Regions from separate parts of the Homo sapiens genome. Here region 1 is linked to region 2. Evidence: chromatin loops called from intact Hi-C (ENCODE). Cell type or tissue: Caco-2. All regions are shown on one strand. Each heading gives the region's core, and the rest is flanking DNA. Links, peaks and the distances in the headings are about the cores only.

The links. A loop is a pair of places that touch in the nucleus more often than their neighbours do. Peaks named below come from ENCODE experiments on the same cell type or tissue, not always from the same donor. Only the 100,000 strongest peaks of a DNase experiment are listed, where the experiment ranks them.
Region 1: a loop joins it to region 2, with 8 times the contacts of the local background. A loop is called at or near these places in 1 of 110 quality-filtered maps.

The regions. Positions count from the first base shown.
Region 1 is chr4:138,822,015-138,830,319 of GRCh38, forward strand. All of the region lies in intron 2 of LOC105377448 (a long non-coding RNA gene), which reads right to left. Among named protein-coding and RNA genes, the nearest start is that of NOCT, 190 kb to the right of the region's middle. In Caco-2, for the core only: no CTCF peak of the experiment used is centred there; no DNase peak of the experiment used is centred there.
Region 2 is chr4:138,752,794-138,761,098 of GRCh38, forward strand. No RefSeq gene overlaps it. Among named protein-coding and RNA genes, the nearest start is that of NOCT, 260 kb to the right of the region's middle. In Caco-2, for the core only: no CTCF peak of the experiment used is centred there; a DNase peak (open chromatin) is centred at 3,928.

The DNA of each region.
Region 1 (8,305 bases), core at 1,866-5,865, 69 kb after region 2:
TCATACATAAGTTTCAAAATCTCTCTGTACATAGAATCACAGGAACTGATTAAAGAAAGGTAAAGGAACTGGGAGAGAAAAATCTATGCAGTTTTCTCTTGTCTGACACGAGAAATAGATGTGAAATACATGTCACGAATGCAAATCAGGACAACTGAAGGTCTCGTCATAATGTAGCATTCAGTATTTTAATGTCAACATCATGAGAATTCAAAACAGAGAAATATTTTTCTCTTTCTCCCTCCTATGTCTGTCTATTATATATGTATATATCTGTCTATGTATGTGTGTGTGGTCAGACACCACAAATATAGTACTGGTAAAAAAATAATAACAAATAGCACAAAAAAGGAGTATTTTACTCTTTTCTGACCAAAATTAATATGAGTTTCTTACAGGTGTTTTCCTCTTTTTAAAAGATAATCCACTTTGAAAACTGATAATCCAGTTCTTCCCCATCCAGAAGCTCTCAGGGAAATTTGGTAGATGGCATTTGATTTACAAAGACTAGCAGAATGCTCATGGGCAGATCCTTCTGTTTGAAGCAATTCCAGAGTTGTCCCTTCTGTGAAAATGCTTGAGATAGAACATTCCAGCACTCCCTACCAAGCAGAACAAAGCTCACATTTTACACAATTCCAGATATCCTCGGGCCTCCCAAGTTACCACCTGTGATTTGGATCTAAGCAAACAGAAAGCTAAAAGAGGAGACAAATCATCAGTAAATCTCTTAGGTGCTGATCCACAAATACTAGGAGCCAAGGGAAATAACCAGGAAGGTCTTGAAGTGATGCTACCAGAAAGGGAATTATGATCTGGTTGGCACTGGGGAACCTGTTAGGATAAATCAAATGACTGAAATGTCAATACTGAGGAACGCAATCTGTGAAGAGAGGACAAAGAGGTGGGAAAATGAGGGCTTGCGCTGTAGATCAAAAAGAGTTGGACTTGCAATGAAATACAGATGGATGATAAAGGAAGTAGCAATGCTGAAGCTGTATGAGTTAAGGTAAAAGAAATATACGAAATAAAGGGGAATTAGCAGTGGGTGTCCTCTGTGCACTACTAAATCACGATGAACTCACTGATAAATTACTGTAGAGGGAAAAAAACAGATACCCATGTCCCCATAAATAAATAAAATGTAGCATGCAGTATAAATCTCTGCATATATGTCTCGCCTCTCCCTGCTGCTACCTACTAAAATTCTCCAGCATCCTCCTGCTCCTTTTCCTCTTAACTCCCGAATAAGTGGGGGTGCTAAAACCCTTGTTTAACTTCTGTCCTTCGAATAAATGACGATATTCTTGGTTTCAGTCCTCCAGGTCCCTCAGGCACACTTTGACCACTCTTGAGTTTAAAGGCACAATATACATAAACCAAATATAAGTAAAATGCTAAATGAAAAGATCACAAAACTCTGCTACTCTAGATTTCAATTACTGAGACATTTCTTAAGGGATAATAAAAAGAGCAAAATTCAGGTCATCCGGGAATTTTTAGAGCTGTGTTGCTGTTAGTTGCTTGTTTCATAAAGTGGAAAGGGCAGCTAGAGGTGAGGCAATTTGGGCCTGCTCACGACAAATAAGGAAGAAACAATCAGGAATCTGGAGGTGAAGGTCACTTGGGAGCGTGACCTGATTCCATTTGCTATGCTGAGAGGAGCCTTATTTGTGCAACTTCTCACAGATACACAAAATAGGAAAAAGGTGAAGCCATAAGAGAGAATTCTGCCCTGAAAGTCAAAACTCACAAGGGAAAAATCTGTGAAGCAAAATTACACTGTGAAATGTCATCTCTAAAGGGCTTAAACAAGAACTGTGATAAATGTTATTACTCTGCAGTGCCATAAGGGTGTTGAGGACTCAATCACTGCTCTGATTTTGCCCAACAAGTTCAAGAAGGCAGTTATAGGAAAACAGACCCTGTTCCAAAATGCTTTCAGGGCTAAAGGCTGCAGGAGAGAAGCAAAATGGGAAAACCACTAATACAGCCATCAAGCTCACAAAAACTTTGGATCATCACTGCCTCGTTGCACTCTTGGGTTTAAAGGCACTATAAGGTCAGTGTAAGCAAAGGATAAATAAAGTCAAAGGTCAGAGAGGTCCAGAAAATATCCAGTCAAGAACCAAACGACAAATCGCCTAAACCAATCTTTAAGACTGATTTTCTTAAAGATCTCAGCAAAACAGTTGCAAGAAACCCCCTAAAGTCATTCCAAGATCAGGCAAGTGTGTCTAAGACTGGAGAAAACAGCTGCACTTCTAATCTAGGATACAGATAAAAGAGTATCCAAACAGTTACAAATTAACACCCATGGGGATGGTTCCCAGATATGTGCTCACAGAAACTTTACAAAATGCATGTGTGAGGCCGGGCGCGGTGGCTCACGCCTGTAATCCCAGCACTTTGGGAGGCCGAGGCGGGTGGATTACGAGGTCAGGAGATCGAGACCATCCTGGCTAACACGGTGAAACCCCGTCTCTAATAAAAACACAAAAAATTAGCTGGGCGTGGTGGCGGGCGCCTGTAGTCCCAGCTACTCAGGAGGCTGAGGCAGGAGAATGGCGTGAACCCGGGAGGCGGAGCTTGCAGTGAGCCGAGATCATGCCACTGCACTCCAGCCTGGGCTAAAGAGCGAGACTCCGTCTCAAAAAAAGAAAAAACAAAATGCATGTGTGTGTGCTTGTGTGTATATGGGTATTTTATATATATATATATATATATATATATATAAAATCACCAGTCATGTCGTCTTGTACTCTAGCTGCAATGCAAAAGAGACAGATTTTAATGAGTTGAGAGTGTTATTTTAAACATTTTTTCATACTTTGTTTTTACCTTTGAAATAGTTCAACCTCAAAACTATATTATCCAAGTTATGATCAAGCCTTCCCAGGCTGCAGTCACCCTAATGAGGTCCTCCATGAAGGGGCCATAAATTAAGGGAGGGATCTGTGGATACCATGAAAGAAAAGGTCAGAAAGGGCCAAATAATTCAAAGAGGGAGTTTGCTTCCCAAACTTTCCGTGTGTACTTGGACAACTAGGTGTGAAAAAGGAATGTTCTCTCCCAGTGAACAAGGACACTTCCAAACTTATTAGTAAGTCAAAGCTACTACCAAAAGCAAAATGGAAGACTTTGGGCTCAGGTCAGGGCTTCCCCACTAGAGATGACAAAAGTCGACCCTCATATACTTGCATAAATTGATAAGGAAAGATGCAAATGACAAAGTAACTTTTTTAAAAAAGAAAGTTATAGAACAATATGTACAGTCTGATTGCATTTTGGCTTAAAAAGAGCACAAGTTATAAATTATGTATTTTATGAGCATAGAAAAGGATCTGAAAAAAATACAAAAATTTTTAACAGCGTTGAGTAAAAGTGGGATTAGAGGGAGGACTTTCATTTTTATGTGATTCATTTCTGTATTTTTAAAATTTTTATTATAATTGCCCTATTTTCATAACTTTAAAAAACAACTTTAATATTCTCATAATTCAACTTTGGGACTTCCTAGCTGCCTTTTATGGTTGTTTGTTAAAATAAAATAACTTTTATCCATTCAACTTTTCATGGACTCTCTTAAGCTCAGGAATTTACCTTCTCTATGAAAAAGAGAAAAACTGGGTTAATGCTCCAGGTTAAGCAGACACAGAAGCAGGACAATTGTATATAACACATGAGCCTGGGCTGGATCCTAAACCAAAGAATAGTTTTTCTCTTACTATAAAGTTTTTGTTTTTTTTTTTTTTTGAGACACAGTCTCCCTCTGTTGCCCAGGCTGTAGTGCAGCGGCATGATCTCTGCTCACTGCGACCTCCACCTTCCAGGTTCAAGCAATACTCTCACTCAGCCTCTCTAGTAGCTGGAACTATAGGCATGCACCACCACCCTCAGCTAATTTTTGTATTTTTTGTAGAGACAGGGTTTCACCACGTCACCCAGGCTGGTCTCAAACTCCTGACCTCAAGTGATCTGCCGCCCTTGGCCTCCCAAAGTGCTGGGATTACAGGCGTGAGCTACCATGCCCAGCCTCTCTTGCTATAAAAAGATTATTAAGATAATTAACAAAATTTGAATAAATAATAGAATTAGTACTATTGTCAATGTAGTTTATTGATTTGTATGACTTTACTATGGTTATATAAGAGAACGGTGAATATTTAGGCATAAAGGGGCATCTATCTTGTCTTTTACTTACTTTCAATTAGGTCAGAAAAAACATATAGACATAGAGAGATAGGTATGGATACACACACACAAAGAGAAAGAAAGAGAAAACGAATGTCTGAATACCAGCAAAATGTTAACATTTAGGCAATCTGGATGGAGGTTATACCAGAATTATTTGTACTATCTTTGCAACTTTTCTATAAGTCCAAAATTATTTCAAAATAAAGTTTTAGAAAATTAGGAAGGAAGAAATGAAAGGAGGAGGGGGTGAGGGAAGGAGGGAGATTGGCCTTGCCATCTACTCCTGACTTATAAAGGCCTCTATGATCCTGTTCATTGTTTTGTTTGTTTAGTTGATTTTATTCATTTACATAGTTTGATCTTGTCAGTGAAATCTGATATATCTTCAGGAAGAAAGTTGAGTTTTCACAAATATTTGAGAAAATTTAGCTAATAAACATATCTCAAGATATCTCACAGGCAAATATTCACAGCAAGTGTGATTAACCTTACTAGTAGGTGAAAAGATCTAAAGAATTTGGACAAAGTCATAGAATAAGTCAGTGGTAGAACTGGAAATAGAAATCAAGTTTCCTAGTAACTCATTCAGTATGATTTTTTAAGCCAGAATTTTGTGATGCAGCAGCTATTCTACGGTGGAAAATTGCCCCTGGGAAGCTACAAGAGTTCATCAAAGGCAGAGGGTCAGAGTCCTGTGTCTGCTGTGGTGAGACACTGGTCATATTGCTATACACCCCATAAATCACAAATAATAATATCCTGAGGCATTCTCTTCTGTATTAAAAGATAAGAACTCTGTTTTTGTTTCCAGAACCATTGCTCTCTTTCCCTGCTTCACATGGCTCATGTAATTCAGAAGATAGACTTCATTCAAAGAATGAAAAATAGGTGAGTCTGAATCCCAGTGCCTCTCTCCATCAATTCAGCAAGCTGCAGAACGTTATCTGCCTTGTAAGTAGCTCGGCTCCCTCTAACAAGATGAATTTCTTTCCTAAAACAGGTTTGTACTTAGGGCTTCACCACCAGCAGTGTTAGCACCACTCTGAGAAAAGTTATGTATTGATATAAGAAGCCCAAATATGGGCTTTATGGAGTGCAGGTAGACCTCATCTTTGGAGAAAAAATATATATAGTATTCATAAATAATAGGCTTTAGAAAAAAATGATAAGGAAACACTCTCCTTGAATCTTGGCAAAAAGAGAGGCAGGCAGTGCTCCAAAGTCATCATCAAACTAGAAATGGCTCGAGAGGCTTTCTGCAGGCAGTGTTCTCACGGACTAAAACCTGTCCACTCCAAGTGTAGTCCATAGACCAGCTGCTTCAGCATCACCTGGGAGCTCATTAGCAATGCAGACTCCCAGGCCCCTCCACAGACACAGTGAATCAGTGTCTGCATTTTAGCAAGATTTCCAGTACATTTGTGTACACATTATTGGAGTTTGACAAACACTGGACTCCAGGAAATGGTGGAGTAACTAGCTTAAGCCTAGAAGAAGCAGGGGGGAAACACATACACACACTAACACTGCTCTGAGGCAAGCACAGTCACAAAATAAGATCCAAATTCTAGTCAGAACTACCCTCAGACTGGCATCCGGCACTCTGCTACTTCATCTCTCCACTCTACCCACCATCCATCCCTCCTCTGGGTCTTGGATCCATGACCAGCATTCACCCTAAGTGAAAAGGCTGAGCAGCCTATGGCCTGTTATCTTAGAAAGGTGTTCAGGTGAGAGGGGGCACACATAGCTCAGCGGTAGAGCGTTTGACTGCAGAAAGGTGTTCAGGTGAGATTAAAAATAGAACTGCAATATAACGCAGCAATCCCACTACTGAGTATGTATCCAAAGGAAATGAAATCAGTATGTCAAAGAGATAACCTGCACTCCCAAGTTCACTGCAGCACTATTCACAATAGCCAAGATATGGAATCAACCTAGGTGTCCATCAACAAGATGAACAGATAAAGAAAACCAGGGATATATACACAATATATACACAATGGGATATATACACAATACTATTCAGCCTTTAAAAAGAAGAAAATTATATCATTTGTGACAATATGGATAAACCTGGAGGACATTATGTTAAGTGAACTAAACCAGCCACAGAAAGACAAATACCACATGATCTCACTTATACGTGGAATCTAAAAGAGTTAAACTCATAGAAGCAGAGTAGAATAGTGGTTACTAGGGGTTGGGGTAGATGTTGGTCAAAGGATGCAAAATTTCAGTTAGATAGGAGGAATAAGTTCAAGAGATCTATGGTACTAGACGTTGACTAGAGTTAATAACAATTTATTGCATTCTTGAAAATTGCTGAGAGTAGAGTTTAAGTGTTCTCACTACAAAAAATAAGTATGTGAAGTAATGCATATGGTAATTAGCTTGATTTAGCCCTTTCACAATGTATACGTATTTCAAAACAATATGCTGTACATGATAAACATATAATTTTGTCAATTAATTTTTAAAATTAATTAGGTGTGGAAGAATTCTTTGCAAACCTCAGGGCTAAAATCTAAGCTTGAGCATGACTGCAAGCTCTATAATACATGGCATCCCATTTTCCAAATTTCATTAGACTGGAATGAGATGAGGTTATTTTTTTTAAAAAAATGCTTAATTCTATTCCTCTTTGCTTCTGTCTGCTCATGCAAGCCCCAGTATCTGAACATTTTCACAAAGTAGAGACCACAATGGGTTTTGCCCACCATTTGTGTCCCCCTGGCATTGTATTGCTATTACCTGGCATATGGTGGGTAACCAGCAAATATTTGTTAAATGAATGTTGAAATTTCTCCCAGGGAAGTCTGGTCTGCTACCCAGTAGTATCTGCTGGGCATCACTGTTGTTTCTGTGGCAAACTGCCTGTCCCACTTGTACTGCCACCCTTGCTGAGCAGAGCTGTCATTTCCACTGGCTAGAACCACTTCTGCCAAATGCTGCCACCTCCCAGTGGATAGTGAGGTATCCAGCTGGGCATTGCCAGAGCTGAGCCCGGTAATTCCCAGGCTTCTCTTGTTCCACCTGATTTTCCATTATTCTCTGGGAAAGCAATATAAAAACTGCATTACTATGCCACAGTACTTGACAGAGTGGTAGTCAAACCACTCTTTCAGCTTTAACTTCCAGTTCACTTTCTCCTTAAGACCCAGGAATGGACCACAGGCAGATTTGAGAATGAGACAACATGCGTCAGAATCCCACCTCCCCTCTGAAGTTTTAGGGTTGGAGGGTCATGCTGTCTCCTTCTTCCCAGTGGGGTGAATTTTCTCCTAGAATGCTCCTGGGTCCTTCATGCCAAGCAGCACTAAGGGCTGTCAGAAGCCCTCCCTTGGTCCCCCACCACTCCAGTTTAGTAGCCTTGTCCAGACTTGTCTGAACCCATGTTGCACACAGCTTAAATTCCAAGTGGGACCTCTGGCTACATTTGCAATTGAATTCAAGACCATATTGCATTCTGCACCAGGCACGGTGGCTCAGGCCAGGCATGGTGGCTCATGCCTGTAATCCCAGCACTTTGGGATGCTGAGGGGGGCAGATCACTTGAGGCCAGGAGTCCGAGACCAGGCTGGCCAACATGGCAATACCCCATCTCTACTAAAAATACAAAAATTATCCAGGCGTGGTGGTGCACATCTGTAATCCCAGCTACTTGGGAGGCTGAGGCATGAGAATTGCTTGAACCTGGAAGGCGGAGGTTGCAGTGAGCCAAGATCGTGCCACTGCACTTCAGCCTGAGCAACAGAGTGACACTCTGTCTAAAAATAAAAATAATAATAAATAATAATTTAAAAACTGTATTCCATAGAGAATCACAGTCAATACAAAGTAGCCTGTTGAGGTGGAGAACTTTGGAATGATAACCATCATTTAAAAGATTATTGTTTCCAGTTTGGTCCCACGTAAACAGGTAGCTAAGGATATAAAGCAGAACCACAACACCATTTCACCCTCACCCCCTTTCCTCATCCAAATCTTCCAGTGGACATTTTTCTTATGTCTAACTCAACCTAAATGGGTTGGGAAGAATGTGGAAGGGGCAGCCAGACACTCAGTGAAAGGAGAAAGACAGTACAAATACAGTGTGAAGGGGAAA
Region 2 (8,305 bases), core at 1,943-5,942:
GTTCCATCCATGTTGCTGCAAAAGAATGAACACTATTTCATTCTTTTTATGGTTGTATAGTATTCTATGGTGTATATGTACCACAGTTTCTTTATCCAATCCACCACTGATGGGCACCTAGGTTGATTCCATGTATTTGCTATTGTGAATAGTGTAGCAATGAACACAAGTGCATGTGTCTTTTTGGTATAATGATTTATTTTCCTTTGGGTATATACCCAGTAATGGGATTGCTGGGTCAAATTGTAGCTCTGTTTTAGGTTCTTTGACAAACCTCCAAACTGATTTCCACAGGGGCCAAACTAATTTACATTCCCACCAGCAGTGTATAAGCCAAGCCCAGTGTTGAGAAGGGTATTTCCTATGTTTTCTTCTAGGACTTTTCTAGTTTGAGGTCTTACATTTAAATCTTTAATCTATCTTGAGTTAACTTTTGTACATGGTCAAAAGTAAGGATCCAGTTTCGTTCTTCTGCATATGGTTAACCAGTTATCCCAGCACCATTTATTAAATAGGGAGTCCTTTTCCCATTGCTTGTTTTTGTCAGCCTTGTCAAAAGTAAGATGGTTGTAAGTGTATGGCTTTATTTCTGAGTTTTCTATTCTATTCCATTGCTCTATGTGTATGTCTGTATTTGTACTAATACCATGCTGTTTTGGTTACTGTAGCTTTATAGTATAGTTTGAAGTTGGATAGTATGATGCCTCTGACTTTGTTCCTTTTGCTTGGGATGGCTTTGGCTATTTGAGCTCTTTTTTGGTTCCATATGAATTTTAGGATAGGTTTTTATAATTTTATGAAGAATGATGTTGGTAGTTTGACAGGAATAGCATTGAATCTATAAATTTCTTTGGGCAGTATTACCATTTTAATGAAATTGATTTTTCCAGTTTTTGAGCATGGAATGTTTTTCCATTTATTTGTGTCATCTCTGATTTCTTTCAGCAGTGTTTTGTAGTTCTCCTTACAGAGATCTTTTACCTTCTTAGTTAGCTGTATTCCTAGGTATTTTATTTTCTTTGTGGCTATTACAAATGGGATAATGTTCTTGATTTGACTCTAAGCCTGGACATTATTGGTGTGTAGAAATGCTGCTGACTTTTGTACATCAATTTTGTATCCTAAAATTTCCTAAAATCATTTATCAGTTCTAGTAGCCTTTTGGTGGTGTCTCTGGGGTTCTCTAAATATAGAATCATATTGTCAGCAAAGAGAGATTGTTTGACTTCTTTTCCTATTCAGATACCTTTTATTTCTTTCTCTTGCCTGATTGCTGTGGCTATGACTTCCAACTGTACTTTCCTAACATCACAGTTATAAGACAGAAGAGTTTAGCAGATGAGCAACTATAATGCCAGCAGCATCACTGCATTATATTGGAGCATGAATTCTTCATGACCATCTAGGTAGGATGCCTTAGTTTGAGTGGTTGAACTCCAAGATGGTTTCAAAGACCAAAAGACAATAATTTCTCTCTATTTTTCTGTGAAAGGCATAAACTGACACTATTTTGCTATAACTCAGCAATTGTTTAATTTATTTAAAGAATAAAAAAGATATATTTCTGTTTGTATCTGATTATAAGTATACCCATGTCTAGTAGCATTGGAAGAAAGGTGCACAATTTGTAAGATATAAGACCCTGAGCCAGTGAAAACAGGGCTACTTGTACCCAACATAGATATGATTTTAAATTGCAGGGAAGTTTCCTTGCCCCTAATAGTTCTCCCATAATTCTGAAAAGCTTCACTTTTTTCATTCATTAGAGAAAGGTTTTGTAAATTCATAAAGCTCATACAATTTTTGTATGGGCTTGGGACATTTTCCTAGGGAGAGTTACTAGGGCTATCATCAGATTCCCCCCAAAAAATTATTTAGCACACTAAAATGAAGGCATTGAACACTTACTTGGTCAATAAGCTCTTCAAATGCAAATTACCCTTTGAAGATTAGAGATGCCATTCACACAAACAGTTCTCAAAGGCTGATTGGCTTGTGACCAATGCATGCAGAAATTGTTACCAACATGAAGCCTTCTTCTTAGGTACTTTTCTAATGACCGCAGCTTAGGTGAATAGGGCACTCAGGTTGCACAGACTTATGTGTCTGCAGATGCTGCATTGCGCTTGCTCTGTAGTCTGTTTTCAGCTTATTTGCTAACCAGACACCCTGCTCACAGCTTAATTTCTTAGGTTTCTCACCAGTCCCCCCAAAGAGTAATTGTGGAAAAGCAATGGATAACTTGAGTAGGCTTCTGAGTTCACCTAGAACATTTCAGGTTGAGTGAACAAGTTAAAATAGATAGCTTATATTTTTGTCAAGTTACCCCATGTGAAATTTGATATTTGACAACGACTATGCTAAAAAAAAGTTTTCAGATCACGTTAGACACTCTTGACCTTTTGATGTGGATTGTTCAGTTGACAATTTTGCATGTGAAATTGTAAAATAAAACTGAATGTTGTCATTTTATTGAATTCGATCTTCTAAAAATGTATCCTTTTTTTAAATATGTCATTGTAAATTTGCCAACTGTCTCCTAGTAGACTAAACTATCTTTTATTATAAGATTGTATTTATCCTGATTTTTAGGTATTAAGCTGTCCTTTATTTTATAAAATTATGGTTATAGAAGATGAATTAAAAAATGATCATCCAGGCCGGGCGCGGTGGCTCACGCCTGTAATCCCAGCACTTTGGGAGGCCGAGTCGGGCGGATCACGAGGTCAGGAGATCCAGACCATCCTGGCTAACACGGTGAAACCCCGCCTCTACTAAAAACACAAAATTTAGCCGGGCGTGGTGGCGGGCGCCCGTAGTCCCAGCTACTCGGAGGCTGAGGCAGGAGAATGGCGTGAACCCGGGAGGTGGAGCTTGCAGTGAGCCGAGATAGCACCACTGCACTCCAGCCTGGGCGGAAGAGCAAGACTCCGTCTCAAAAAAAAAAAAAAAAAAAGATCATCCAAAATTTTCAAAATTTTCCTTATTCATAAAATCTGAAAGCCTAACACTGATTTATACTGTAATGTGAATTAGCTTATCAACTTGATTTCCTACTTAGAGAAGGCTGGATGCTCTAATGAAGAAAGAGTGAACGCAATGGGAGACAGAATAGAGAGAAGTAGAGATGTTCTGACATTTGAGAAACTTCAGTCTTAGTTCCTGTGTGCTGCTATAACAAAACACCTGAGACTGGTACTTTACAAAGAACAAAATTTATTTCTCAAAGTTTTGGAGACTGGGAAATCTAAGATTATGGCACTGGTATCTGGTGTTGGCCTTCCTGCTGTATTCTTACATGGTGGAAGATGGAAGAGCAAGAAACAGAAACCACTCTTACACGCCCTTTTTATAGCGGCATTTATCCATTTATGAGGACTCAGCCCTCGTGACCTAAATACCTACCGTTAGGTCTTACCTTCCAATGCTGTTGCATTGAGGATTAAACTTCCAACACATGAATTTGGGGAGACACATTAAGAGTACAGCAGTTGACATAGGTGAAACATTCTTGTTAGGGTTTGGAGCTGTTGAGGGCAGTATGAAGGATCTGGGGACCTGGATACCAACAGGGAAGTTGGATGGACCCCTAAACAAATTCTGTTTTTGTCATCATGTTACTAATGCCTTTTTATGGCAGTCAGGGTATATTTGTGATAGTAACTGGCTAAAAAAGCTAAAAGCTAATGCTTCCACTACAAAGACATCTTAGAGGTGTTATTTTATTAAAAAAACTAAAAGTTGTAGATCATCTGACATGTTCATTTATAGGAAACTCTGGAAAAAAAATGTTTTATTTTGCTTTCATGGGTCTATCCCTCTGGTGACAGTTTAATATCTATAGAGAGACAAAGAGATGTTGCTTAAGCACAGACAAATCTAAAACAAACCAAAGGTCCTGTTTGTACAGTTCACCTGGGCCTGGTGACATGGCCACATTGCATGGAAATTCCTCATAGATACTATTCCTGATGTTCTGAGGATTGTCTCAATCATTCCTTCACTCTTTCAGCAAATATTTATTTGGAATGAGTTGACTCTTTCCACCCCATCCAATAAAACTAACTAATATACACCAGCCAAATAAGAATGTTGGATCTTTAAACATCAAAGGCCACATTTATATGAAGTAGAAAATATATCTTTAAGTTTATAAAAGCCCTGGCAGAAGCGTGGCTTTTTTTTTTTTTTTTGAAGAATCGTGACCATCAGTCTGGGAAATGACTGCTCACCCAGTGGCCTGCTGTTGAAATCTCTCTGGGCCACTTGGTGTCTTTGGTTTACAACAAAGAGAGGCTCATTCTGCAGCTATATAAAAGGATGTCCTAATAAAAAAGCTTCTTACCTGTCTCAAAGGAATATGGGAAGGATGAATTAGATAATACCTTCAAAGGTACTTTTAAATGGTGCTATGGAAATAGAAGATGCTATCGCTATTGTCATTTTGTTATAGACAATAGTGTTACTTGTTTTTCTTGGAAAACCTAAATTTGCATCCAAAAGAAAAGCCAAAAAGCAAATATACTTAAATCAGCCATTTGAGGGACTTAAAAATGCATTTGTGGCTAGATGGACTTTTCTTTTCTATGGTTCCCTTCTCCTTTCCTCCCTTCCAAGTTCAAGCAACCCCATGAGGCCTGAAGTTTCTGAAGTCAAGGATCGGCAGAAGAATAGAGACAGGCAATAGCGATATATAAGTTGAAAACAGTAGAGAACAAAATTATAGAAACTTATCACAAGAGGAGACCTTTGAGAGCATGTCATTCAAACTCTTTGCTATAGTAATAGAAGACTTAGACCCAGAAGGTTAAGCAACATTCCAAACGTTACACAGATAGTTAAAAACAGTTGTGGTCATTCTTAAACATATCCAAATGGCTGAAAAGAGAAAAGGAAATCTCCAGTGCCTGTTTCGGCATCACCATAGTCCCAGGACCTGCCTCATACTCATGAACATGTCCCCACAGGATGGGAGGTAAGAGTTAGGGCCCTTGAGTCTAGTGACTTGGGCTCCTTCCTGACCCCACCCCACTCCCTTGTGGGGTAACCTTTGACAAGTAATCTCTCTAAGCTTAATTTCCCTGGGCTGTAAAAGTGGATGTTAGCAGTACCTACTCACCATGGGGTTGTTGAGAGGATGAAATGAGACTACATAGACAATGTTTAGCACAGTATCTAATGAAAATTGTTGTTTTAGTGTCCCTGGATAACAAAATTAAATGAGAATTAAATGGGAAAATGCATATAACACGTTCATCACAATGCCTGACATCATAATAATTGCTCAGATACTCCCACACAAGCATTCATTTAACAAGTATTTCTTGAGTTCTTACTGGGTGCTAGGAACTATGTTATGCCCTGGGAATTCTACTCCCTGAGCTCAACTTGCTTGTTGTCAAATGGAAGAGGCAGACAAATGCATGTAGTCAAATACATGCTCTATATTGGGGTAGGCAAACTTAACCCACACGCCAAATCCATGCCTACTTTTGTATGGCCCACGAGCTAAAAATAGTTTTTCCACTTTTAAATGTTTGGGAAAAATTAAATAAAAGAGAATATTTCACGATACATGAAGAGTATATGAAATCCAGATTTCAGTGTCCATAATTACATTTTACTGGAGCACAGCCATGCTCATTCATTTACATATTGTCTGTGACTGCTTATACCCTGTAACAGCGAAGTCGAATAGCTGCAACAGAGACCATATGGTCACCAAAACCTAAAATGTTTACTATCTGGCCCTTTTCAGAGTGATCTGCCACCTCTGTTCTATATCTTGGTAAATATCACAATACAGATGTGTACTGAAGGGTGCTAGAGAAGCACAAGTGGGGTGGAGGCCCCCTAATCCTGCCTGGGAACTTGTGAAAGCTTCACTAAGGAACTGAGTCTTAAAGGATGAATAGGAGTTTGCCAGATGGAAAAGGGGACATGAATGTACAAAGGCCCAGAATCAGGGCAGGGCAAAGGAGGGTCTGGGAAAACAGCAAGCCACGGAGTGCTTCTTCAAGCAAACCCTGACCTCACTGTTCTAGCAACATCCATAAAAGCCATCTCAAGTGTTCAGGGTTTCAACTGTCTGCCAATCTCCAGAACAATGTCCCCAATGCCATAACAATTACCTTCTCCCATAAAAATCACCTAGAACTTCTGATCCCTCTGGGTTTTCAAGTGTCTGATGGAAATGAGACTTAATGGCTTCATTGTGAATATGATCCTTCCTTGTGTGCGTGGCCAGTCTCACTGGCATGTGTCACAGGATTAATCTATAACTGTGACTGGTTCTTACTAAAGGTGTTAAAACTAGACTTGGCTACAGTTTTAAGGAGCACTGAGACATGCACTCCGTGGATAAAAAGGAGCAGAGTAAAAAGAAAATAAACAAGGGCAGGCCAGGACTTAGCAAGCGGCACCAAAATGACACGTGGGAACATGGGAACGGCTGGTAAAAGGGTATCTTCTGATCCCTAGGCTAGAAGATGGGCAGAACTGACAATTGGAGACAGGCCTGAAACTTGGGATGTGGAGGAGCAGCAAATGGTAAGTGCATAAGCAATGGCAGTCATCAGAGCCTATGACATGGCACTGACTTCACCAGTCAGCGGAAGGCCCTGCTGTTGTTGTATACCCAGAGGCTGCCGTAAGCTTGAAGTTACATGACAGAAACTAAGAAGACTAAATCCAAATGTGAAATACACACACACGCACACACACACACACACGCTTGCTCACACAAATACATATCAGTTCACCTTCTCCTTTCTGACTAGGAAGGGCTAGTTAGGCACAGCAGTTCACCTTAGCCTAATGCACCTTTGAGCATTATTTCATTCTCCAGCCAGCCCTCATCCATCGAACAACACAATGATTGAGCTCCTCTGTGAGGCAAGCACTATGCTAATTTCTGGTGCTGCTGTAGGGAGCAAGACAGAAACTGTCATGGCTCTTGCAGAGCTCTCTGCCTAGCAGGAAAGACAGATGTGATGTCAATTACCTGAATCCTCTGGAATGACAGAATCAAGCAGCTTATTAGAACCAAGCTGGGCAGTGGTCTACTGTGAGGACGGAAGGGGAATGGACAGCTCCCCTCTGTGGACATTCCCTTAGAGGCCCCTAAGAAGCATGGTTTGTGTCCTACTTTTTGGTAGTGATTAAACAAATCTGCCTCGCTCTTACAGCCATGAACGCAGAAAGGCTTTGTCAAGGAGATAAATCCAAGTTGCATGCAGCACACTGCACTCAGAGCATCTTCACCTCTTCCCAAGTCAATCTCTTCATGCCTGGCTCTCCCCTCACTTACGATGGGTGCTCTCCCAGAATCCTCCTCGGTGCCTCTGCAAATAGACTTCAGTGGGCAACCCCACCAGGTCAGAGATGCCCAGACATGTCTGCAGAGCAGCAGGGGATACCACTTGTGTTCCTTACTGGGAAGCTACTGAGCCCCCGAGAAAATACAATTTGTCCAGTCCCTGTTTTTTTTAGCTATGTTGGACATGCCAGAACCATGCTTAGAAGCAAACCAGTATCCCAGCCATGGGCTTATACAAATGTCACTTACCGAGTGACCCTGTATGCAAAGAAATTGTGTGGTTTGGATTGCTGGGACTAAAATCAAATCCACAGTGAATATTTATCATCCCCCAAACAATATTCACACTATAAATCAAGCTCTAGCACTTTGTAGAAATGCTTTCCGGTACAAAATACCTCATTGTTCTGCTCTTCACTAACAGTGTATTTTCTTAAATACGGAGCCAAAGGCAGCAAACCATTCAACTTAATAGGGAAATGCTCTTAATGCAACAAGTATTCTCCATGCTGCCAAACTCCAATAAAATCAGAGGGAAAATATACTTCCTTCACCCTCAATAAAAAGAATGTGCATAAATTTGAAAAAAAAAAAAAAAAAAAGCTGAGGGACCCACTTATAGCCCCTCTCACAATAACAATCGAACTAACTACCTGCTCTTTGTAAAGAATGACTACAAATAAATCTCGTTCTGTCAAAATGAGTAATATTGTTATTTTCATATTTATATGTGTGTCAAAAGTAGGCACAGCCTTATACAATAAATAAGACTACACCCAACAAACTAAAGTCTCTGCCCTAAGGACCTTTACAATCAAAAGTATAAATAAAAGAAGGAAAACTGCAGATAAAGCCCTGAGTAGAAATGGGATATGGAGGTGGAACGCTTCAGTCAGCATGTGGGCTGTCTTAGATTTCAAGAATGTAAAAGGAAAGGCTGTTTCAGAAAGCAGAATTTAAAAAAGAGTATTTTAAAATGAGAAAGGA